3 separate regions of the Homo sapiens genome follow, and all the other regions are linked to region 1. Evidence: chromatin loops called from intact Hi-C (ENCODE). Cell type or tissue: Calu3. All regions are shown on one strand. Region 1 overlaps ROCK1 (Rho associated coiled-coil containing protein kinase 1). Region 2 overlaps LOC107985161 (a long non-coding RNA gene). Region 3 overlaps ROCK1 (Rho associated coiled-coil containing protein kinase 1).

The links. Peaks named below come from ENCODE experiments on the same cell type or tissue, not always from the same donor. Only the 100,000 strongest peaks of a DNase experiment are listed, where the experiment ranks them.
Region 2: a loop joins it to region 1, with 5 times the contacts of the local background. A loop is called at or near these places in 22 of 110 quality-filtered maps.
Region 3: a loop joins it to region 1, with 2.3 times the contacts of the local background. A loop is called at or near these places in 2 of 110 quality-filtered maps.

What each region holds. Positions count from the first base shown.
Region 1 is chr18:20,968,844-20,976,843 of GRCh38, reverse strand. ROCK1 (Rho associated coiled-coil containing protein kinase 1) reads left to right here. Exons shown (of 33, transcript NM_005406.3): 23 at 6,331-6,496; 24 at 7,636-7,729; 25 at 7,984-8,000. Among named protein-coding and RNA genes, the nearest start is that of ROCK1, 140 kb to the left of the region's middle. In Calu3, no CTCF peak of the experiment used is centred here; a DNase peak (open chromatin) is centred at 4,813.
Region 2 is chr18:21,133,353-21,141,352 of GRCh38, reverse strand. It overlaps LOC107985161 (a long non-coding RNA gene), which reads left to right. Exons shown (of 3, transcript XR_001753365.2): 3 at 521-780. Among named protein-coding and RNA genes, the nearest start is that of ROCK1, 26 kb to the right of the region's middle. In Calu3, no CTCF peak of the experiment used is centred here; no DNase peak of the experiment used is centred here.
Region 3 is chr18:21,070,672-21,078,671 of GRCh38, reverse strand. All of the region lies in intron 1 of ROCK1 (Rho associated coiled-coil containing protein kinase 1), which reads left to right. Among named protein-coding and RNA genes, the nearest start is that of ROCK1, 37 kb to the left of the region's middle. In Calu3, no CTCF peak of the experiment used is centred here; a DNase peak (open chromatin) is centred at 3,551.

The sequences.
Region 1 (8,000 bases):
GAGGAGAGAAGATTATTTTAATTTCAGGCCTATTGAGTTTGAGGTGCCTATGGGATGTCCAAACAGAAATGGATACCACTGTATTTGGGCTTATTGCTTTAGAATGCAGATAAAAGATAAGAACTTGAAGCTGATTTGATAGTCTTTGCATACAGAAACCACTAATATAGAGATCTGTTAAGGTGATTGTGTATCTCAGAGTTTATAAACTCATGAGCCTATGATGCCATAGGTGTAACTAGGCTGTAATTAGTGGGGTCTAAGTGCAGATATATTCGTTAATGTAAGTTGTAAGGATTGTAACAAACTGAAGATCTCGCCTTCTCAGTTCCAGCCATTTGTTACCACATGATAACACTGGCCCAGTATGTCAGGATCTTCTGATTTTTCAAGAGAAACCAAGAATCTGAATTTTTATGTAAAAGGTTGACCCAAAACTCTTTTAGGTGTATGTTTGTGTATGTGTGTCTGGATCCCTCCAGACAATTTTCTAGGCATTTGAAATATACCTGTGTGAACAAGAACAAAGCCACTCTTTATAATCTTATAATCCAGAAGAATATGGAATTATTGATTATTGAATTCTTTTAAGAGGTAGGAGAATAAGGGTGAGAGATTGACCTTAAATATTATTAAAGACAGTCTTTCATTATGGAGAGTTGTAAAGGAAGTCTGGATGAATATATAGATGCAGGGGGCACTGTTGTAGGCTCATTTGGTCCTCTCAGGTAGCAAATTGTAATCCATAGTGTAGGATCAGAAGACACAAAGGCTGAGGAAAGACTACTAGCTCCTAGACTTTTAAGGAATGGGCAGAGGAAGGGAAACCAATAAGCTACCAACAGTGTAAGAGAAGATCAGAGCAGGATATCACAAAAGCTGGGGTAAGAGAATATTTCCAGAAAGAGAAAGTGATTAAAAGTGCCACATATTGGCCGGGCATGGTGGCTCACGCCTGTAATCCCAGCACTTTGGGAGGCCGAGGCAGGCGGATCACAATATCAGGAGATTGAGACCATCCTGGCTAACAGGGTGAAACCCCGTCTCTACTGAAAATACAAAAAAATTAGCCGGGCGTGGTGGCAGGTGCCTGTAGTCCCAGCTACTCGGGAGGCTGAGGCAGGAGAATGGCGTGAACCTGGGAGGCGGAGCTTGCAGTGAGCCTAGATGGTGCCACGGCACTCCATCCTGGGCAACAGAGTGAGACTGTCTCAAAAAAAGAATAAATAAATAAAAATTAAATTAAATTTTAAAAAGTGCCACATACCCACAAAGGTCAAGAAAAACAGTCATAAATTGTCCATTTATTTATATTGAAGGTTATTCATTATCTTGGTGAGAACAGCTTCTAAATAGAGATGAGAATAGGTATTAAAGTAGATTGAGACTGAATGGAAAGGGTAAAACAAGAGACAGAGTATATCTAACAGCCTGATTAGCCTTATTTCTATTCAACAAACCAATTAGTCACTCTCCTACTTCCAGGTATGTACATTGCTCTTCTCTCTGCCTGGAACAGTTTCCTCCAAGTATCTACATGGCTTGCTCCTTGGCCCTTCTCCAGGTCCACATCATTTGACAAGGCCTTCCCTGAATATGCTTTTTAAATTGCAAACATCCCCACCCCACTACCGTGGTGCCCAGTTCATCCTTCCCTATTTTATTTTTCTCTGCAGCACTTATTCCCTCCTAATATATAATTTTCTTACCTGTTGTATTTATTGTTTTTGTTTTTCCGCTAGAAACAAAGCTCTATGGTAGGAGGAATTTTCAGATATTTCATTCTTAGGTTCAATTCATTGCTGTATGTCTAGCACCTACAATTGTAACTGCAGCATTGTGATGCTCAGCAAGTGTTTGTTAAATTAAACAATTCAGGAGACTTGGCTGTTATGGCAAGGGGATGTAGCAGTAGCTAGAGGAGAGTGTGAAGGAGAGCACTTTCTTTTTAACAGTAGTGTAAACTTGAGCATATTTAAATGGAGCATGGGAAGGAGATCAGAGTAGGAACAGCCCCACATCTATTCATTCAAATAAATAAAATTTCTGAGCGCATTCTATGGGCCAGAGAATTTTCTAGGCATTTGAAATATACCTGTAAACAAGAACAAAGCCATTCTTTATAATCTTATAATCCAGAAGAATATGGAATTATTGATTATTGAATTCTTTTAAGAGGTAGGAGAATAAGGGTGAGAGATTGACCTTAAATATTAGTAAAGACAGTCTTTCATTATGGAGAGTTGTAAAGGAAGTCTGGATGAATGTATAGATGCAGGTAATTTTACCCTGAACCATCTAATTCTTTCTTGCTTTTTCTCTTGCACAGTAGCATAACCAGGGATAGAAATATATTCTGGATTAAATAGGTTTTCTGGTGTCTTAAAGTATAACCCAGATACTTTTATCTTAACACAAAGCAGAAACTCCAGATAAGAACATGTCGTGAACCTGAAGCCCTGTATTATAGTAGCTAGCAGAACCACTCCCAATATTCTTAGATTTGGCATTGGCAGCATATCCTTTCTTTTCCTAAAGTACTAACTCTACTACTCTCCTAAGAAAATTATTTCACATCTCGTCTCTACTCAGATCTCCAGCTTTTCCTTATTCTTGTACTTAGCTAATGGCCTTGCTTCCTAAAAATCAGAAGAGAACATCTATTCTCTTTCACCACCATAGCTACTAACTTGTCTGCATCAGAGTAGAGTATCACAAAAACTGGGGGAGGAGGATATTTCAAGAAAGAGAAAGTGATTAAAAGTGCCAAATATTGCTGGGCACGGTGGCTCACGCCTGTAATCCCAGCACTTTGGGAGGCTGAGGCGGGGGGATCACGAGGTCAGGAGATCGAGACCATTCTGGCTAACATGGAGAAACCCCGTCTCTACTAAAAATACAAAAAATTACGGGCGGGCGCCTGTAGTCCCAGCTACTCGGGAGGCTGAGGCAGGAGAATGGCGTGAACCCGGGAGGAGCCGAGATCACACCACTGCACTCCAGCCTGGGTGACAGAGCAAGACTCCATCTCAAAAAAAAAAAAAAAGTGCCAAATATTGAGAAAGGTCACAAAAAAGTCATAAATTGTCCATTGTATTTATTTTGAAGGCTACTCATTATCTTGGTGAGAATAGCTTCTAAGTAGAGAATAGTACCTATAAACCCTGCCTTCCTTCTGATGATGTAAATGGACATCATGAGCTAACGCTCTTATCTAATGCTAGTCCCTCGATCCTATCTCTTCCTGCCTACTTAAGAATATGACTTGGTCGGGTGTGGTGACTCATGCCCGTAATCCCAGCAATTTGGGAGGCCCAGGTGGGTGGATCACTTGGGTCAAGAGTTCGCTACCAGCCTGGCTAACACGGTGAAACCCCGTCTCTACTAAAAATGCAAAAATTAGCCGGGCATGGTGGCACATGCCTGTAGTCCCAGCTGCTTGGAAGGCTGAGGCAGGAGAATCGCTTGAACCTGGGAGGCGAAGATTGCAGTGTGCCGAGATTGCGCCATTGCACTCCAGCCTGGGCGACAGAGACTGAGTCTCCAAAAAAAATTATGATTCCAACAATTCTCTTATCTTTTCTACATCAATTTTTACCTTTTTGTAGTCATTATCATTGTTATGTAAACATATTTAGATATCTCCTCTAAAAACAACCCTCTTACACCGGGCGTGGTGGCTCACGCCTGTAATCCCAGCACTTTGGGAGGCCAAGGCGGGTGGATTCCCTGAGGTCGGGAGTTCAAGACCAGCCTGACCAACATGGAGAAACCCCATCTGTACTAAAAATACAAAATTAGCTGGGCGTGGTGGCACATGCCTGTAATCCCAACTACTCGGGAGGCTGAGGCAGGGGAATTGCTTCAACCCAGGAGGCGGAGTTTGCAGTGAGCCAAGATCACACCATTGCGCTCCAGCCTGGGCAACAAGAGCGAAACTGCGTCTTTTAACTACATTATCTACATGGTAGCCACCATCCCACTTTTCTTTTTTTTATAGCCAACTTACTTGAAAAGTGACATACCAGGTATCTTCCACCGTCTTCTTTCATTCTCTCTTGAGCTCACTCCAGTCATACTTTTGCATTCATCATGCTAACAGAACAACTCTTCTCAAGGTCAGTGGGGTCTTCCTAATAGTGACTTCTCAGTTCTCACCTTATTTCATAGCAGGATTTGACTTAGTTGATTACTCTCTTGAGAAAATGTCTTCATTTGGCTTCTGTGACACCACATGCTGTATTTTCCTTATTGAACTGGCTACTCTTTCTCAGCCTCCTTTGTTCCTTTTTCCATTCTAATTGCTGAGACCGTTAAAAGTTTGGAGTGCTCAAGGGATTACTCCCTACTTGTTCTCATCCAGCCTTGTGGCTTTAAATGGTGTCAGAGTCCAAGTACATCCTCCCTTGAATTCCAGACTTACGTATCCAGCTGTCTAATTGACATCTCTGCTTGAGTGTTAAGCACCCCACATTTAACGTGTCCAGAAAAACTTCCTGATTCCCTGACCTTGCGAACTGCTCCTTCCTGTCTTCCTCATTTCAGTCCTGAACAATTCTGTTATTCCTAGTTGTTTAAGTGAAAAATTTAGAGTCATCCTAGACTCTTCTTTTTTTCTTACACTCTAAATGCAGTCCACCAACAAATTTTCCCAGTGTTAACTAAAAATTATGTATAGACTCTAATCACTTCTCACCACTTGTACCATTTACTGACCTGGTCCAAACTGCCATCATCTCCAATCTTGATTATTTCAGTAGTCTCCTAACTGGTATCCCAGCTTCTGCCATTGTCCCCCTACTGTCTGATCTTAATACAGCAGCCAGAATGATCTTTCTAAAACACCAGAGTACCAGAATAAAAGTCAAAGTCCTTGTATTGCCTTGGAAAGCCTTACAGTATCTGTTGTTCTCTTCCCCCTACTTTTCTTCTACTGTTGTCTTAGCAGAGAGGCCTCCTTGATCAACCTGTAATAAAAGTGATCATATTCATAACTTTCCATATTTTATCTTGTATTATTCTCTGTGGCATACTATATAGCACTTGTTCATTTTTTAAATTGCCTGTACGGCCCCACTAATGCATGCTCCCTGAGGGCAGGAACTTTGTTACTGCTGTGTCTCTTTATTTATTTATTTATTTATTTATTTATTTATTTATTTATTTATTTATTTATTTTTGAGACGGAGTCTTGCACTGTCACCTCAGCCTCCCAAGTAGCCGGGATTACAGGCACACACCACCACACCTGGCTAATTTTTTGTATTTTTAGTAGAGATGGGGTTCCACTACGTTGGCAGACTGGTCTCCAACTCCTGACCTCATGATCTGCCCGCCTCAGCCTCCCAAAGGGCTGGGATTATGGGGGTGAGCCACTGCTTCCGGCCTGCTGTATCTCTTAATTCCTAGAACAGCGTGATGCATAGTAAACATAGTGTAGTACTTAGTAAACCTTCAAGTAAATAGCTGTTGGGTGAATTAATGAATTTTCTGTGTGTATGTGTGTGTGTGTGTGTGTGTGTGTGTGTGTGTGTGTGTATGTTTACTATATGTCTCCCTCTTGAGGCTTCAGGCAGAAAATTTGAATTGTAATACTCACTAGAAAATAGGAGGTGGAAGTTACTCATTCAGAACATATTTATTGAGCACCTACTCTGTTCAGGGAATACAGTAGTGACTAAGAGAGCTTATCCAAGAGAGGCTCTTTGAGAAGAGTAGGCAAACTGGAGTTGTCTTGGTCTGAATGTCAGTTCTGAAATGTTTTAGTATCATTTCCAGGGAGCATTCTCAGATTAGTTTGTAGTGATTTGCAAATCTCTTATAAGTTTTCATAATCTCATTTAATTTCAGAGCTGGAAGGGACTAGTTTAACCATCTCATTTTACAGATTTGATGAAACTGAACTGCAGGAAGTGTAAGGGACTTGCCCAGTGTCTCTACTCAATTAGTTAATGATAAAACAGAGATAAAGTTCTGGGTCTAGCCTGCTGATTAACAAGTCAATGACTTTTCCACTATGCCACGCTGCCTTCCATTCCAAATCTGCAAGAAATTTCTTTTCAAAAGCAGACTATTTGCTATTGCTTTATGACCTTTTTTAGTTAAGCACAATATGGGATAGAAAACTAAATAGTTCTTTTATAATTTTTCAACATGTGAGAGGTTAAATTCATTACTTTTATAGAAAGTTTGCAATGGATTTAAATTTATTTTAAGCAATAAAATAATTCTTTTTATCATTTAAAGTTAATTGTGTTTTTAAGAATATGATTAAGTTGGAAGGATGAACTGAATTTGTTTACATCAGTTTCTCTTAAAAAATTGTTGCAGAGAAACTCTTGCTACTCAGTTGGATCTAGCAGAAACAAAAGCTGAGTCTGAGCAGTTGGCGCGAGGCCTTCTGGAAGAACAGTATTTTGAATTGACGCAAGAAAGCAAGAAAGCTGCTTCAAGAAATAGACAAGAGATTACAGATAAAGATCACACTGTTAGTCGGGTAAGTGTGATAGTCAGGTAAGTTATATAAAATTTATTTAAATCACAATAGGTCACATCTTAAAATATTAGGGTAAGTGTGTGTGCAAGTGTATTTACTTCTATGTTAATACATAGTGGTCATTCTGTACTCATGTATAAAATAGTTTGTATAATACCAAACATTTGTTAATTATTGAAATTCTTGTTCAAGATATTGGGCTTTTGTTTGTATAGGCACAGAACCAATGCAATATTGGGCTGTTTTTCTGGCTGTAGATCTTATTAGTTATATTTCATATGAAGTAATGGCTTAGCTTAAATTCATTTGTTGTTCTCTTAATACATTGCAACTGATTTTATGGGCCAGAATTCTGTGAAATATAGAGAAACCATTTGGGAATGAGGAATTCTTGGGATAATATATAAATCCATTATAAGAAAACCAATACTCCAAACAATTACCTATTCCTGAGGTTTATACTGTAATCTATATAGAATCATGCGACTAAAAAGAGGAGTTAGATTTTTCTTGTAAAGCCACTATCAGTCACTCTGGGTTCCAGTTTTGCCCCTAAGAAGTTATATGGTCTTGGCAAAGTTGGCTTTAACTTCTCTAAGCCTCAGATTTCTCATCTATAAAATAGAAATAGTAATATCTCTTCCACATGATTGTTATGAGGATTAAATAAGACAGTAGACATAGAATGATTAATATAACATATAACAAGTAATGATTATATATTACTAAAAGTAATCTATAAATAAATGTTTTTATTATCGTTTTCATCATCAATATTCAGATAAAGATATTGAAGTCCAGAAAAAGTATGACTTGCTCGGGGTCACATACTAGGTTAATCGCAGAGCTAGAACTAAATACAAATTTCTTAGTTTGCAATCTAGTTATCTTGCCATTACATATGCCCCCCTTTTGTTCATACATATATCTATATGCATACAATGAAATAATTTTTGGATGCTGTTAACTACTTTTAAATATTTTTGATGTAATTACATATTTTAAGCTGGAAACCAGACATTTGCTGTAGTTCAGCAGTGTCTGACCTGTCTTTATCTAGCAGTATATTTAAAGGTTACTGCCTGAAATACGAGAATAGCAAAGAGGCTGGAGCTTAAACTTTTGTGTGCTTTGTTTAGCTTGAAGAAGCAAACAGCATGCTAACCAAAGATATTGAAATATTAAGAAGAGAGAATGAAGAGCTAACAGAGAAAATGAAGAAGGCAGAGGAAGGTATGTAGAATTTTTAAAAAATCATCATGTTAAATCAAATTCAGTGATTTATCTTTACCTATGTTGTGTTAGGTTTCTAAGATACCTGTTTTCATATATTAAGTAACTTCTGTAGCCTTAAGAATTATCTTAATGAAGTTACTGAAAGTTACTATGTAATGTATACTTATTTGAATAATTAAAGACATTGTTAGTTTGAAATGCAGAAATTAAATTAATACCATACAATAACATTTAATATAATTTGTTGACAGAATATAAACTGGAGAAG
Region 2 (8,000 bases), 160 kb before region 1:
CCAGGCTGGTCTTAAACTCCTGAGCTCAGGTGATCTGCATGCCTTGGCATCCCAAAGTGCTGGGATTATAGGCAAGAGCCACCGCGCCCGGCCCAATACAATATTTTAAATAATTTTGTTCATGAAACAAAGTTGGATACACTGAACCATCAGAAATCAAAGGTGCCCCTACTGTAGCCACCCATGTGGATGATCTGTAGTGGTTTGGCGTCACCATCATTCCTGACTCTGAACTCATATGCTACCGATAAACAATCATTTTCTTACACTTATTCACACATGAGTACCTAATAGTAAAAAAAAAAAAAAGACATATCATTAATACTGAAAATGATATGACATATCACTAATGTCGAAAAAATAATGTGTGCAGGGTAACAAAACAGCACAGCAGCACCACCAGAATACTTGGATCAGCTGTTAAACAACAGCATGAAAAACAGCGGCAGGATTTCAATCTCAACCCACCATGCTGTGTTTTGACTAAAAGGTAACTGTACATTGTATTTTTTTTTTTTAGGTGAGAAGAAACATTAGAAGCAGTCAAGAGACCAGCAAGTGGGTCCTCTAGGGATGAGGAGGCATCTGAATAGACTGGGTTGTACTCCTATGTTCTGACTGCAACCCATCCATGGAGTCAAGTGTGGAATTTTCCATTTGTGGTGTCATGTCAGCACTCCAAAAGTTTCAGATTTTGGAGCACTTTGAATTTCAGATTTTCAGATTAGGAATGCTCAACCTGCATTATTATGAATAAAGAGGAACATTACATAATTAAAATGTGTAACTCATTAAAGAGGTAATAATCCTAAATGTGTGTGCACCTAACAACAGGGCTTCAAAATATATGAAACAAAAGCTAAAAGAACTAAAGGAAAAATAAAGAAATCTGCATTTATACATGTAAACATCAACACTTCTTTCTCAGAAATCAATAGAAGAATTTAATTAAAAATTAGTAGGATATAAGAGAACAATACTATCAATTAAGTTGACCATATTAGCTTTTTTTTTAACAACATTTTACCCAACATCAACAGACTACACAATCTTTCCAAATGTACATGGGACATTAACCAAAATAGACCATACTCTGGACCATAAAACAAATATTAACAAGTTTAAAGAATTAAAAGCATACACAGAATAGACAATTTCATAGAGACAGAGAATAGGCTAGTGGTTACACGAGGTTGGGGGAAATGGCATGCTATTGTTTAATGGGTACAGAGCTTCTGGTGATGATGAAAATGTTCTGGAAATAGTGATGATGGTTACACAACATTGTAAATGTGCTTAATGCAACTGAGTTGTGAACTTGAAAATGGCAAATTTTATATCATGGTTATTTAAAAAAAAGTCCACTGGGGAAAAAAATCCATATATATAATCTGTTATCTCACCAGAGCAGGATTAAACAAGAAAACAATAGAACGATATCAGGAAAATCCCCAAATATTTGGAAATTGAACCACATACTTCTAAATAAACCATGTGCCAAAGAGAATTTTCAAGGAAATTAGAAAATATTTTGAATTGAATAAAAATAAAAACAAATAAATAAAAACACATTTAAAAAAATCAAAATTTGTGGACTGCAGCCAATACTTAAAGGAAAACTTACAAAACAGAATGTATATATTAGAAAAGAACAAGTGTGTAAAAGTAATAGCCTAAGCTTTGAGCTTAAGAACCTAGAAAAAGGATGAAATAAATGCAAGCATGTAGAAAAAATAAAATAATAAATATAGCAGTGGAAATCAATAAAATTGAAAATAAGGAAATAATAAAACAATGAAATAAAAAGCTAATTCATTGAAAAGACCAGTAAAATGTATAAACCTTTAGCCAAACTGACCAAGAAAAAAGAGAGCAAAGGCAAATTACCAATATTAGGAATGAAAGAGAGGCCATCACTAGAGACACTACCAACACTATAAGGACAATAGGGGAATATAATTTAAAAATTTATTCTCAGAAATATAATAACTTAGATGAAAAACACAAATTAACAAAGCTCCCTCAAGAAGAAATGGGTAACCTGAAGAACCTTATATCTACTTTTAAAAATGAATTTATGGTTTAAAAGTTTTAATAAAGAAAATTCTAGATTTCCCCAGTGAGTTACACCAAACAGTTAAAGATATTATAACAATTCTACATAAACATAGAAAATAGTAGAGGACAGGACACTTCCCAGCTCATTGTATGAGTCTAGCACTACTGTGATAGTGAAACAAACCAAAGGAAAGGGAAAAGAAAAAAATAAGAGAGAGAGAGGAAGACACACGCACACACCCCCCACAGACATGAGAGAGAGAATATAAACATAGACACCTAAAATCTTCTAAAATGTTGGCAAATTGAATCCAGCAATTTATTAAAATAGTAACACTTAATGACAAGTTATTCAAGAAATGGGATAATGTTGGTTTAATATTTAAAATGTATTTAAAAGTCAGTGTAATTTACAATATCAACAGAATTTTAAAAATCATATGATCATCTCAATACATGAAGAAAAAACATTCATACTTTAATTTCTAAAAAGCCTACCAAACCAAGAAGGGAACTTCTCCATTTTAATAGAGGGCACATGTAGCTAACATAATGGTAAATGACTGAATGGTTTCTCCTAATATCAAAAACAAAGGAAGGATGTCCACTCTCATTGCTTCTATTCAACACTGTACTGCAAAGCCAAGCCAGTGCATTAAGACAAGAAAAAGAAATAAAATGAATACAGATAAAAAAAATAATTCTGTCTCTATTGGCTGACAACATGATCATCTAAATAAAAAACTCCAAGAAATACATAAAACATCTAGTGGAGCCTCTCCCTCCTCCCCCTCCCTCCCCCCCCCCCCCCCTCTTCTTTCTTTCTTCAGTCTCCCTCTGTTGCCGAGGCTGGACTGCACTGCCGTGATCTTGGCTGGCTGCAGCCTCCCTGCCCTGGGCTCCCATGGTTCTCCTGCCTCGGCCTGCCGAGTGCCTGGGATTGCCGTCGCGTGCCGCCATGCCTGACTGGTTTTTGTATTTTTGGAGGAGATGGGGTTTCGCCCTGTTGACCAGGCTGGTCTCTGGCTCCTGACCTCGAGTGGTCTGCCCGCCTCGGCCTCCCGGGGTGCTGGGATTGCAGACGGAGTCTCGCTCACTCAATGCTCAGTGTTGCCCAGGCTGGAGTGCAGTGGCGTGATCTTGGCTCGCTGCAACCTCCACCTTCCAGCCGCCTGCCTTGGCCTCCCAAAGTGCTAAGATTACAGCCTCTGCCCGGCTGCCACCCCATCTGGGAAGTGGGGAGCGTCTCTGCCTGGCCGCCCAACGTCTGGGAGGTGGGGAGCCCCTCTGCCCGGCCACCCCGTCTGGGAAGTGAGGAGTGCCTCTGCCCGGCCACCCCGTCTGGGAAGTGAGGAGTGCCTCGGACCGGCCGCCACCCCGTCTGGGAAGTGAAGAGCGTCTGACTGGCCACCCATTGTCTGGGATGTGAGGAGCACCTCTACCCGGCCGCCCTGTCTGGGAAGTGAGCAGTGCCTCTGCCCGGCCGCCACCCCATCTGGGATGTGAGGAGCGCCTCTGCCCGGCCGCCCCGTCTGGGAGGTGAGGGGCATCTCTGCCCGGCCGCCCTGACTGGGAAGTGAGGGGTGCCTCTGCCCAGCCACCCTTCGTCTGGGAGGTGAGGGGCGCCTCTGCCAGGCCGCCCCGTCTGGGAGGTGAGGGGCATCTCTGCCCGGCTGCCATCCCGTCTGGGAAGTGAGGGGCGCCTCTGCCAGGCCACCCCTTCTGGGAAGTGTACCCAACAGCTCCGAAGAGACAGCGACCATCAAGAACGGGCCATGATGACGATGGCGGTTTTGTTGAAAAGAAAAGGGGGAAATGTGGGGAAAAGAAAGAGAGATCAGATTGTTACTGTGTCTGTGTAGAAAGAAGTAGACATAGGAGACACCATTTTGTTCTGTACTAAGAAAAATTCTTCTGCCTTGGGATGCTGTTAATCTATAACCTTACCCCCAACCCTGTGCTCTCTGAAACATGTGCTGAGTCAACTCAGGGTTAAATGGATTAAGGGTGGTGCAAGATGTGCTTTGTTAAACAGATGCTTGAAGGCAGCATGCTCGTTAAGAGTCATCACCACTCCCTAATCTCAAGTACCCAGGGACACAAACAGGGCCGAAGGCCGCAGGGACCTCTGCCTAGGAAAACCAGAGACCTTTGTTCTTGTGTTTATATGCTGACCTTCTCTCCACTATTATCCTATGACCCTGCCACATCCCCCTCTCTGAGAAACACCCAAGAATGATCAATAAATACTAAAAAAAAAAAAAAAAAAAAAAAAAAATCTAGTGGAATGAATAAGTGAATTTAGGAAAATCACAACTTTCTTTTCTTTTTTTTATTTTATAAACTCCAAAACCCATCACTTGTAAAAATTAAAGGATTTAACATCAATATACAAACACCAATTGTACCTCTATAAACTAGGAACAACTATTATATATTGAAATTTGGAGAGAATAATATATATAAAAAATGTAAAAATATGAAATATTTGTGTATAATCTAACAAAATATGTGCTAGAAATTCCAAATTATTAATGTAAGAAATAAAAGAAGGTGGGCTGAGTGCAGTGGCTCACTCCTGTAATCCCAGCACTTTGGGAGGCTGAGGCAGGCGGATCACCTGAGATCGGGAGTTCGAGACCAGCCTGACCAACATGGAGAAACCTCATCTCTACTAAAAATACAAAATTAGACGGGCATGGTGGTGCATGGCTGTAATCCCAGCTACTCGGGAGTCTGAGGCAGGAGAATCGTTTGAACCTGGGAGGTGGAGGTTGCGGTGAGCCAAGATTGTGCCATTGTACTCCAGCCTGGGCAACAAGAGCGAAACTCTGTCTCAAAAACCAACAAACAAACAAACAAATAAAAGAAGACATAAGTAAATGGAAATTATATGGTGTTTATGGATTAGAAGACTCAGTATTATTAGGATGTCAGTTCTTCCCAAATTTATTTATAGATTTAATGTAATCTCAATCAAAATCCCATTAGGGTATTTTGTAGCAATCAGCAGGTTGATTTTACCATTTACATGGCTGGGTGTGGGGCACACAGTAGTTTCAGCTACTCAGGAGGCTGAGGCAGGAGGATTGCTGAGCACAGGCGTTTGAGGCTGTAGTGCACTGTGATCATGCCTATGAATAGCCACTGAACTTCAGGCTAGGTAACATAGCAAGACTCCCATCTCTAAAAATAAATAAAATTTAATTTAATTTAAAAATAAAACAAAATAATAAATAGAATGTACATGGATAAGCAAAGGACCTATAATAGCCAAAACAATTTTGAAAAATACAAACAAAGCTGCAGCAGTCACACTTCTTGATTTCAAGGCTTTTATAAATCTAGAGTAATCAAGACAGCATAGTATTGGTAAAAGACAAACATATAGATCAATTGAATAGAATAGAGAGTCCAGAAATAGACTCACACAAAATTGCTTAATTGATTTTCAGTAAAGTTGCCAAAGAAATTAAATGGTGAAAGGACAGTTTTTAGCAACTGGCAATCCAATAATTTGACATCCATATGCAAAAACAAAATGGAATTATATTTCTGTTGTGGATTTCTAACATAATTTTATTATGGTCAGTTAAAATGCTTTGTGTGGTTTCAACTTATGTAAATTTGTTAAGATTTGTTTTTGTCCTTCATGTATCTTAAAACCTTGTTATTAGATGTGTACCCATTTAGGATTATTATGTCTTCTCCAAATTCCTTTTGATTATTGTTTGCATGGTATATCTTTTTCTACCTTTTTACTTTTTGCCTATCTAAGTCTTTATAATTAAACTGGCTTTCCTGAGGACAGCACAGAGATTTTTTAAGCCAATATAGTAACTTTTATCTTTTAATTGGTGTGTTTAGATCATTTATATTTAATGTAATTATTGGGATGTTTAGATTTAGTTATATCATTTTATTATGTATTTTTTTTTGTCCTGTCTGCTTTTTTGTTTCCCTATTTTCTCTTTCCCTTTCTGCCTTCTTTTGGACTGTTTGGATAGTTTCAGTATTCTACTCTATTTTATCTGTTGCTTTTTGGTTCTCTCTCACTCTCGCTCTTTCTGGTTGTTCTAGAGCAAGGTTTCTCACTCTTAACACTATTGATATTTTGAAACAGATAATTCTCTGTTTTGGACCAGATAAATCTTTGTTCTGCATTGTGCAATGTAAAATGTTTAGCAACATTTCTGACCTCTACCCACTAGATGCCAGTCACACGCCTTTCTCCAGTTATGGCAATCAAAAATGTCTTCTCGACTCCAATTAAGAATGACTGCTCTAAGTAGTACAATAGAAATACTTAACATTTCTGGGTCTACTTAGAGCAATGTTTTACTATTTAAGTAATATGCAGATGCCTTACAACCATAAAGGTCCTTTAACTTCCTTCCTTTATGTCATAGTTGTCATATATATTAAATATACAGAAGCATTAAAAACCCCATAGGACAAGGTTAAATTTTTCTTTCAAAAATTTTTTTTTCTTTCAACAATTATACATATTTTAGGCCGGGTGCAGTGGCTCATGTCTGTAATCCCAGCACTTTGGGAGGCTAAGGTGGGTGGAACACGAGGTCAAGAGATTGAGACCATCCTGGCCAACATGGTGAAACCACGTCTCTACTAATAATACAAAATTAGCTGGGCATGGTGGCGCGTGCCTGTAATCCCAGCTACATGGGAGGTTGTGGCAGGAGAATCGCTTGAACCAAGGTTGCAGCGAGCTGAGATCACGCCACTACACTCCAGCCTGGATGACAAGAGTGAGACTCCATCTCAAACAACAACAACAATAACAAACAACAAAAAACAAAAAACAACAACAAAAAATTATACATATTTTAAAGAACTAAATAGGAAGAAAAAGGCAAACAATCTTTTAGATTTACCCAGCTATTTACTGTTCGTGTTGTTCTTCATTCATTCCTAAAGTTCCAGGTTTCACCTAGTATTATTTTGCTTCAGTCTGAAGAACTTCCTTGCACATTTCTTTTAGTTAGCTATGAGTTTTCTTAGTTTTCCTTCATCTGAGAATATCTTTGTTTCTCCTTCATGCCTGAGGATATTTTTGCTGGATGTGGAGTGCTGGCTTGACAGTTTTGTCATAATTTTACAGATGTTATTCCACTGTCTTCTGGCTTCTGTGGTTTCTGATGAGAAGTCCAACATCATTGTTAACATCATCGTTCTCCTGTATATAATGTGTCATTTTTCCTTAGCTGCTTTTAAGATTTTTTTCATTACATTTAGTGTTTAGTAGTTTGATTATAATGTGTTTGGGTGCGCTTTTCTCTGAGTTTATTCTATTTTGGGTTCGCTGAACTTCTTAAATCTGCAAGTTGATGTCTTTTTCTCCAAGTTTGGGAAGTTTTCAGTCATTATCTTCAAATGTTTTTTTCCATACCAATATCTTTATAGGACTCCAGTGTTATCAGTGTTAGACTTTTGATATAGTCCCATGAGTCCCTGAAGTTCTATTCAGTTTTTTTCCGATCTTTTTTCTCTTTGTTCTTCAAATTGGATAACTTCTATTAATCTGTCTTTAGGTTCACTTACTCTTTTCTCTGTCATCTTCATTCTGCTATTGAACCCATCCAGTAAATTTTATTTTACGTATGTATTTATTTTGAGACAGGGTCTCACTCTGTTACCCAGGCTGGAATGCAGTGGCACAATCTTGACTCACTGCAACTTCCACCTCCCAGGCTCAAGTGATCTTCCCACCTCAGCCACCTGAGTAGCTGGGACCACAGTTACGTGTCACCATGCCTAGCTAATTTTTTGTATTTTTGGTAGAGACCATGTTGCCCAGGCTGGTTTTGAACTCCTGACCTCAAGTGATACATACGCTTGCCTCAGCCTCCCAAAGAGCCGGGATTACAGGTGTGAGCCACCATATCCGGCCCCATCCAGTAAATTTTAAATTTCAGATATTG
Region 3 (8,000 bases), 100 kb before region 1:
AGCCACCTTGACCCTGTCCAGCCTGTGGTGGAGACTACTGGAGACAGACCTGCTTTGGTCTTTTGTTCTGGGTTCAGAACTAGTCTCACAGATGGTCCAGCAGGACTGATGGGTCCCAGAGCTCAAACTCCATCCACTCAGACTGCCATTACAGCACAGGTGCCCCGGGCTTTCCTGCTAGACAAGAGCTGCGAAAAACCTTCCAAAGGACCCTTTTTTTTCCTCTCTATCTGCCTAAAATAATTTCTTAATAACTCCTACCACACTAGGTTCTCTCTCTCTCTCTCTCTCTCTCTCTGTGTGTGTGTGTGTGTGTGTGTGTGTGTGTGTAGGTGGGTGTTTTGAGATAGAGTCTTGCTCTGTCACCCAGGCTGGAGTGCAGTGGTGCCATCTCAGCTCATTGCAGCCCCTGCCTCCCGGGTTCAAACGATTCTCGCACCCTAGCCCCCCAAACGGTTGGGACCACAGGCGCACGCCACCACACCCGGCTAATTTTTGTATTTTTAGTAGAGACGGGGTTTCGCCATATTGGCCAGGCTGGTCTCGAACTCCTGGGCTCAAATGATCTGCCTGCCTTGGCCTCCCAAAGTGCTGGGATTACAGGCATGAGCCACTGTGCCTGGCCAGTTTGTTTTTTATTGCTGATGGCTGTAGTACAAATGACTGCAGTCCATTTGTTTTGAGACTTTTCCAAATTGTTTTTGCAAAGACTATTCCTTACTGTGAGTGATTACTGAAGTCTTGGTTCCTTTAGCTTGTATTCAGCTAATGTTTGGACAGAGATTTCCTTGAATGTGAGATGCTCCAATACATACCAAAAAAGCCTCAGAAAACAAAAAGAGAACCACCTCTCAGTCTTTGCAGATTTGCCCTCTGCTGGGGTACTCCTTTACCACTTAGCTAGGCTTGTTCTGAGTTTCAGGATGAAACTCACATGAGATGAGAGCTTAGGATCTTCTCAGGATTTTCCTTAGCATGCTTTTTTTGCCTGGGCTTCACACGGCTTTTTATATTCTCCTGTATACATGGCTGCTTTTGAATCATCTAATTTCCCAAAAAAGTCTCGCCCCACTTCTCCTCTGGGCCTAGATGGTCTATTGTATGTGTTGTGTCCATTAGTCCTCCCTACTCCCCCATCTTTTACCTCAGGTGTGTCAGTAGGTTTTGTAGTTAGCTTCCTTGTAGCCTTTATGAGCAGCACCAGCTGCTTTTCCTGCCTGTGTTCTGAATTATGTGAAACAGAGTTTAGGTTCTTGCCTTAGTCCTTCAGGTATCTCCCATACAAGATAGAATGAACATACACAGTATGGTCTTATTCTACCCTCTTGGGTTCAAGGTGTGGGGGAGTAGGAAGAGGAGGAACCAGTCTGCTACCTGCTCAAGACTTAAGACTGTCCTTGGCCGGGCGCGGTGGCTCACGCCTGTAATCCCAGCACTTTGGGAGGCCGAGGCGGGTGGATCATGAGGTCAGGAGATCGAGACCATCCTGGCTAACAAGGTGAAACCCCGTCTCTACTAAAAATACAAAAAATTAGCCGGGCGCGGTGGTGGGCGCCTGTAGTCCCAGCTACTCGGGAGGCTGAGGCAGGAGAATGGCGTGAACCCGGGAAGCGGAGCTTGCAGTGAGCCGAGATTGCGCCACTGCAGTCCGCAGTCCGGCCTGGGCGACAGAGCGAGACTCCGTCTCAAAAAAAAAAAAAAAAAAAAAAAGACTGTCCTTTTCTCTGGCAGGGGGTGGGACAAGAGCAAGTAAACTGCCATAACACTTTCCTACCATTTGGGATAGCTTTTACTTGATTGGATATTTGCTTGTTTTTTGCTATAAACCTAAATTTTCCAGAACTATTGCAGACCTGCTTCAGATAGCTTGTTACTTTTGATGTTTCTGTCGGTGAAGGAGAGCTTGGAGCTTCCTAGTCCACCAATTTGCTGACATCTGATAGTGACTTAAAATAAATTATGGCTCTGTGTGTGTGTGTGTGTGTGTGTGTGTGTGTGTATGTACCAAGAGGGGAGGATCACTTGAGGTCAGAAATTTTAGTCCAACCTGGCCAACATGGTGAAACCCCATCTCTACTACAAATACAAAAATTTTTATGTGTGTATATATATGTACACACACACAAACGTATCATAAAACTTATCATTTAACTGTTTCTTTTTTGTTTGAGACAGACTCTCCCTCTGTCACCTAGGCTGGAGTGCAGTGGCACGATCTCGGCTCACTGCAATCTCCACCTCCTGGGTTCAAGTGATTCTCCTGCCTCAGCCTTCTGAATAGCTGGGATTACAGGTGCCTGCCACCATGCCCAGCTAATTCTTGTATTTTTAGTAGAGACGGGGTTTCACCGTATTAGCCAGGCTGGTCTTGAACTCCTGACCTCAAGTGATCCTCCTGCCTTGGCCTCCCAAAGTGCTGGGATTACAGGCATGAGCCACCTAGCCCATTTAACTGATTCTAAATGTATAGTTCTGTGGCATTAATCATTCACGTTGTTGTGCGACCATCAGTGATGTTTAAATGGCAAATGATTTGGCTTCTTTTGCATTCTCTATTCTGTTTGACTTCCTGAGATGTTTTAAATTCATTCTTAAGGCATTTCTTCTTTTTAAGTTCCTTCTCAGCTTCCTTGGTACTATTCTGTCTTTCTTCTCTGTGTCCTCCTCCACCATTTTTGCTCTGTGTACCTCTTTTTTTTCTTTCCTTTTTTTTTTTTTTTGAGACAGAGTCTTGCTCTGTCACCAGGCTGGAGTGCAGTGGTGCTATGTCGGCTCACTGCAACCTCCGCCTCCCGGGTTCAAGCGATTCTCCTGTCTCAGCCTCCTGAGTAGCTGGGACTACAGGTGCGCATCCCCATACCCGGCTAATTTTTTGTATTTTAGTAAAGAAGGGGTTTCTCCATGTTGGTCAGGCTGGTCTCAAACTCCGACCTCAGGTGATCCACCAGCCTCGGCCTCCCAAAGTACTGGGATTTCAGGTGTGAGCCACCATGCCCAGCCTGCTCTGTGTACCTGTTAAATGTTAGTGTTTCCCAGTGTTCTATTCTTCAGTCTTTCTCTACTCTCCCTGTTTATTCTTGTTGGATGATTGCATATGTTCTCATGGATTTAAGTGTGCTCTCATGACTCCCAAATCTGTATTGTAGTCCCAATCTCTCTGTTAAACCCAAACTTATATTCAGCTGCCATCTAGTTATTCATGAAATGATATCCCAAAGGACCTCAGATGTAGTGTGTCTGAAATATTTATCATCTCTCCAAATTATATTATCTGCCTTGGTTAATGAAGTCACTGTCTACTCACATCAACTTGAAGATCATATAATCATTTTCAACCCTTCCTGTTCCTCTTTCAATTATTCATCAGATTCTTTTGCCTCTAATGCCCCATTCCTGTTTACCCAGTTTTTCAGTCTTTTATCCTTTTATGCTTGTATTACCACAGTATCCTCCTAGTTGCTTTCATCTCCACCTGTCTCTTCTACTTTTAATTTATCATCTTTATCATTGCCAGACTACTAAAATAAAAACCAGTTATGCCACTTTCTCCCCCGCAGAAATTCCTGTGGTTCCAAATTATCAGAAGGTAAATTCTTCTCCTGGTATGTTATACCTTTAACATTCTCTCCCTGATCATCACAGCTTTGACTCCTTCTCCTTCATCTCCTTCTCACCTTTCCCAGTCCAGAACATTCTATCCTCATTCTCTGAATTCTCGTTGCTTTTCACCTCTAGATTGCCTTGCCCCACTTCTGTCTTATTCCTTCATAATTCTATTCTTCAAGGTTCAGCTCAAATTTCATCTTCTCTGTGAAGCCCCAAATAGCCTTTTCTCTATTTATGTAGTACCTACTTATAACACTTGATATCCTGTATTTACTTTTTCTACCTACTAACTAACTTCTGAACTCTGAGAGACAGGAAGTATTTTTTTTCTGCTTTCCTGCAGAAGAGGAGGCAGATTTAGAAATAAATAATTACAGTATAACAGCTAAATACATAATTTCTGTAATAGCACAAAGGAGGTTATGTAACATTTCCCCTCAGGGCACTGGGGAAGGCAGCACAAAGTAAGGGACATTTGAGGCAGTCTTAATGTAAGAATGTTCACATTCCAGCGGGAGAATAGAGCAGGTGCAAAGGCCCCATAGGGTAGAGTGAGCCTGGCTTATTTGGGAAATGGCTGGTAGCACACTGTGGCCTAAGCCCAGCTATGTATGTGTAGAGAAACAGGCTGGACAAAGGTATGATTGGAGACTGATTGGGAAGAGCCATTGTTTGTTGTACTAGATAATTTGGAACATTATTTACTTATTTATTGACTATAAATGTCCTGGGCAGCATTGACATGGGTATAGTAATGTCACACCAGTTAAACAGATTTTAACTGTATTTAATATCAGGTTGTTAAAATTCCCTAAGGAAATTCTGTTTTCATTTTCATAGCTGTGCTTAATTTTGATGAATTATTTCTTTATCAAGTGAAGAGAGATTGACAGACTGATTGATTTTTAGAGACAGGGTCCCACTCTGTCACCAGGGCTGTAGTGCAGTGGCAAAATCATAGATTACTGTAGCCTTGAGCTCCTGGGCTCAAGCGATCTTCCTGCCTCAGCCTCTCAAGTAGCTGGGACTGCAAGCATGCGGCACCACGCCCAGCTATTTTTTTTACTTTTATTTTTGTAGAGATAGGGTCTTGCTATGTTGTCTAGGCTGGTCTTGAACTCCTGGTTTCAAGTGATCCTCCTGTCTCGATCTCCCAAAGTGCTGGGATTGCAGTTGTGAGCCACAGCATCTGGCCTAAGGGACTTAGTTAAAACAACATTCTACTACATATACCAAAAACATTTTCTTTAAATGGTATATCCTCTCTTACCAAAGTTGGTCAGCAGTCTTTAGTACCAGTGGTCAGCCCATTTTAGAAGTAGTTTGATTTTCAGAAGCCCCAGTTTTGCTGCCATAGTTTTCAATGGATTTTGAGGGTGGGGTGGTGTTTCTCCAAAAATATGTCTGTTAGGTTTAGAATAATAACCATTTAGGTTTTGAAAATTTACCTAAAAATGAATGTTTCTTATAATAGTGTAACTGTCCTTTCCTAGTGCCATTAAATTCTCATACCTTATAATGTGTTACTTTTAATGGATTTAATCCTAAATGATGTTTTACACCTGACTCATATTTGTTAATTCAGATTTATCCAGAAAACTAAAGTTTGTAGTAGTGTTGAATAATTTTCTTTTGCTTCTGCTTTCACTTGAACTCTGTTGTGGCATAACACAATGGACCTCTACCTCCTCTTCCCCCTGCTCCCCCTGCCATATCAGTGCTTCTCAGGAAATGTGAAGTGTTTTTACTTTAGAGATCACTGTAAAATGTTATACTTTTAATTGATTATGCCTGCCTTTGTGTGTATATGTGAAAATACTTCTCTTATGTAACTACCTTCTTTTAAAATGTAACTGCTACAACTGGTCTACTACCCTTGTTCAACTATTAGTAGCAAAGAATTTAATTACTGTAATTTTTTGACATTGATTGGCCCCTCTGTTACATATTTTCTCCTCCACTTTTGTTTTTTTTTTTTTTTTTTTTTTTTTTTTTTTTTTTTGGAGACGGAGTCTCTTTCACCCAGGCTGGAGGCATGATTTTGGCTCACCGCAACCTCTGCCTCCCGGGTTCAAGCGATTGTCCTGTCTCAACCTCCCGAGTAGCTGGGATTACAGGTACCCACCACCACCATGCCTGACTAATTTTTATATTTTTAGTAGAGATGGGGTTTCACCATTTTGGCCAGGCTGGTCTCTAACTCCTGATCTCAGGCAGTACGCCTGCCTCGGCCTCCCAAAGTGCTGAGATTACAGGAGTGAACCACCGTGCCTGGCCTCCTCTACATTTTTAAATTGATGATTAAGCTATATGATGGACATGTTGTGAAAGTAGAAGGTAGTTTTGCTCATGCCTAAATCATAAAATTAAGTGAAGGATCAGTGGAAGTATATCCTTTGATTATCATTCCTCGTGAATTGTTTTTGCACTTGGATGAATGTTATGTTAACATTCCGAGTCCTGGTACTAGAATTTGGACTTTTAGGAAGTGTGGAAGTCTTATCTGCATTATTTTATGGAACTTCAGAGTATTGAATAAAAGCTAAGGTTCCTGCCTCATTTATAGTTGGACATACACATTCCTTGCATTGTGCAGCTTTTCCACTGCATTAAAATGGAAGCCTGCATCCCTCTCTCCCACCCCAGTGTCTTGACTCCCCTTAGAAACCTCAGTTGGTATATGCTTTGGTTAAGTTAGAAGAATACATTCTTGCCAACTTTATTTCCCTAATAAAGGCACACAAGTTTTGCTTATGGGTGATGCTGAAAAGTAATAGACTATCCCATGGTATTGTAGAATTAAAGTGTGTGGTACCAGGTCCAAACACTTAGTGACTATATGTAATTAGTGGAGGCAGCTCATTTTTCATTAACAAACACATGATCAAATACTTGGTCACGCAAAACTCAGATGCCCATGTGTAACAACAACAAAAGTACTTTGGATTACTGCATTGGGGAAGGGTTTAACATCATGACCTAAGATTTACTTTTAAGGTTTTATGACCACGTGACTAAAATGTCTGTTTTCTGTGTAGGTCATTCCTGTTAATAGGGAGACTAACATTCAGAGCTTTCAAATGTCAGTAACAGAAATAAAAGAGAGAGAAGTGAGACTATTAAGGTCCAGACACTTCACATGTTAACTCATTTAATTCTCACAAATCTGTTATGTGTTGTAATCATTATCCCTCATTTTACAAAAAAGAAAACTGAGGCTCAGAAAGGTTATGTGACTTGTTCTCCCAACGGTATCATGTAAATATACTATTTTTTTCTTTAAAATGCTTTTGCCTGGTTCTTTATTTTTTTAATGTTTTGACCTGTCTGGAACTGATTACATTATTAAGCATCACGCAAAAACCATTCTTTTCCATAGTGCTATTCAATTATACAAACAACATTTACTAAAGAGTGAGACTTTATAGTGAAGATTGCTTAGGATTATCTGAAGTTCTTCCAGTTCCTGCCATGCAGCAGGATATAGTCTGAATAGATGCTTTCCCACTTCAACACTGCTTGGTATACCTTCACACTGCCATGCACTTGCTTAGATAATATTTAAATATCCACTTAAAAGCAAAAGTTCGGCCAGGCGTGGTGGCTCACACCTGTAATCCCAGCACTTTGGGACTCTGAGACAGGAGCAATTGCTTGAGGTCTGGAGTTCAAGACCAGCCTGGGCAATATGGTGAAACTCTGTCTATAAAAAGACGAAATTTAGCCAGGTGTGGTAGCGTGAGCCTGTAGTCCCCGCTACTCAAGAGGCTGAGGCAGGAAGATGGCTTGAGCCCAGGAGGTGGAGGTTGCATTGAGCCAACATTGCACCACTGCACTCCAGCCTGGCCAACAGAGCAAGACCCTCAAAAAAAAAAAAAAAAAAAGCAGAAAAAATGCAAAAGCTCAGGTGTGTCCTTTACTGCTAGCTTTCCCTAGAAAGTGCCTCAAAGAAAGAAAGAAGACCCATGACAATCTAATACATTTTTATAATTAAAAATGTATATAGCTTGCATTTGTGATTATGCAGTATTTATTTTATATTAAACCTCACATTTTATTATTATTTAGCTGTTACCTTATAAAATATTTATAGTAACAAATGTAGGTTTTTGATGTCTAAGATAAAGATAAATGCAGTAGTAAGGAGAAGTAATGCAAAATAAAATTTCATGTCCTTATGAGGGGAAAAGTGCATGGATTGAAATCACTTGCAGCCAATCTGTGGTAATTTTCTTGCCCCTGGGCCTGGCAGACTTAGAAGGTAAAAAGAACTGCATATGAAATGAAAACCACTTTTCTCCCAGTACTCATCTAACCTTGTAGAGGGTGTTAAATGTACACAAGATGTGTTAGGGGAAATTAAATATTAAAGCGTATATTTTATTCTTTCATAA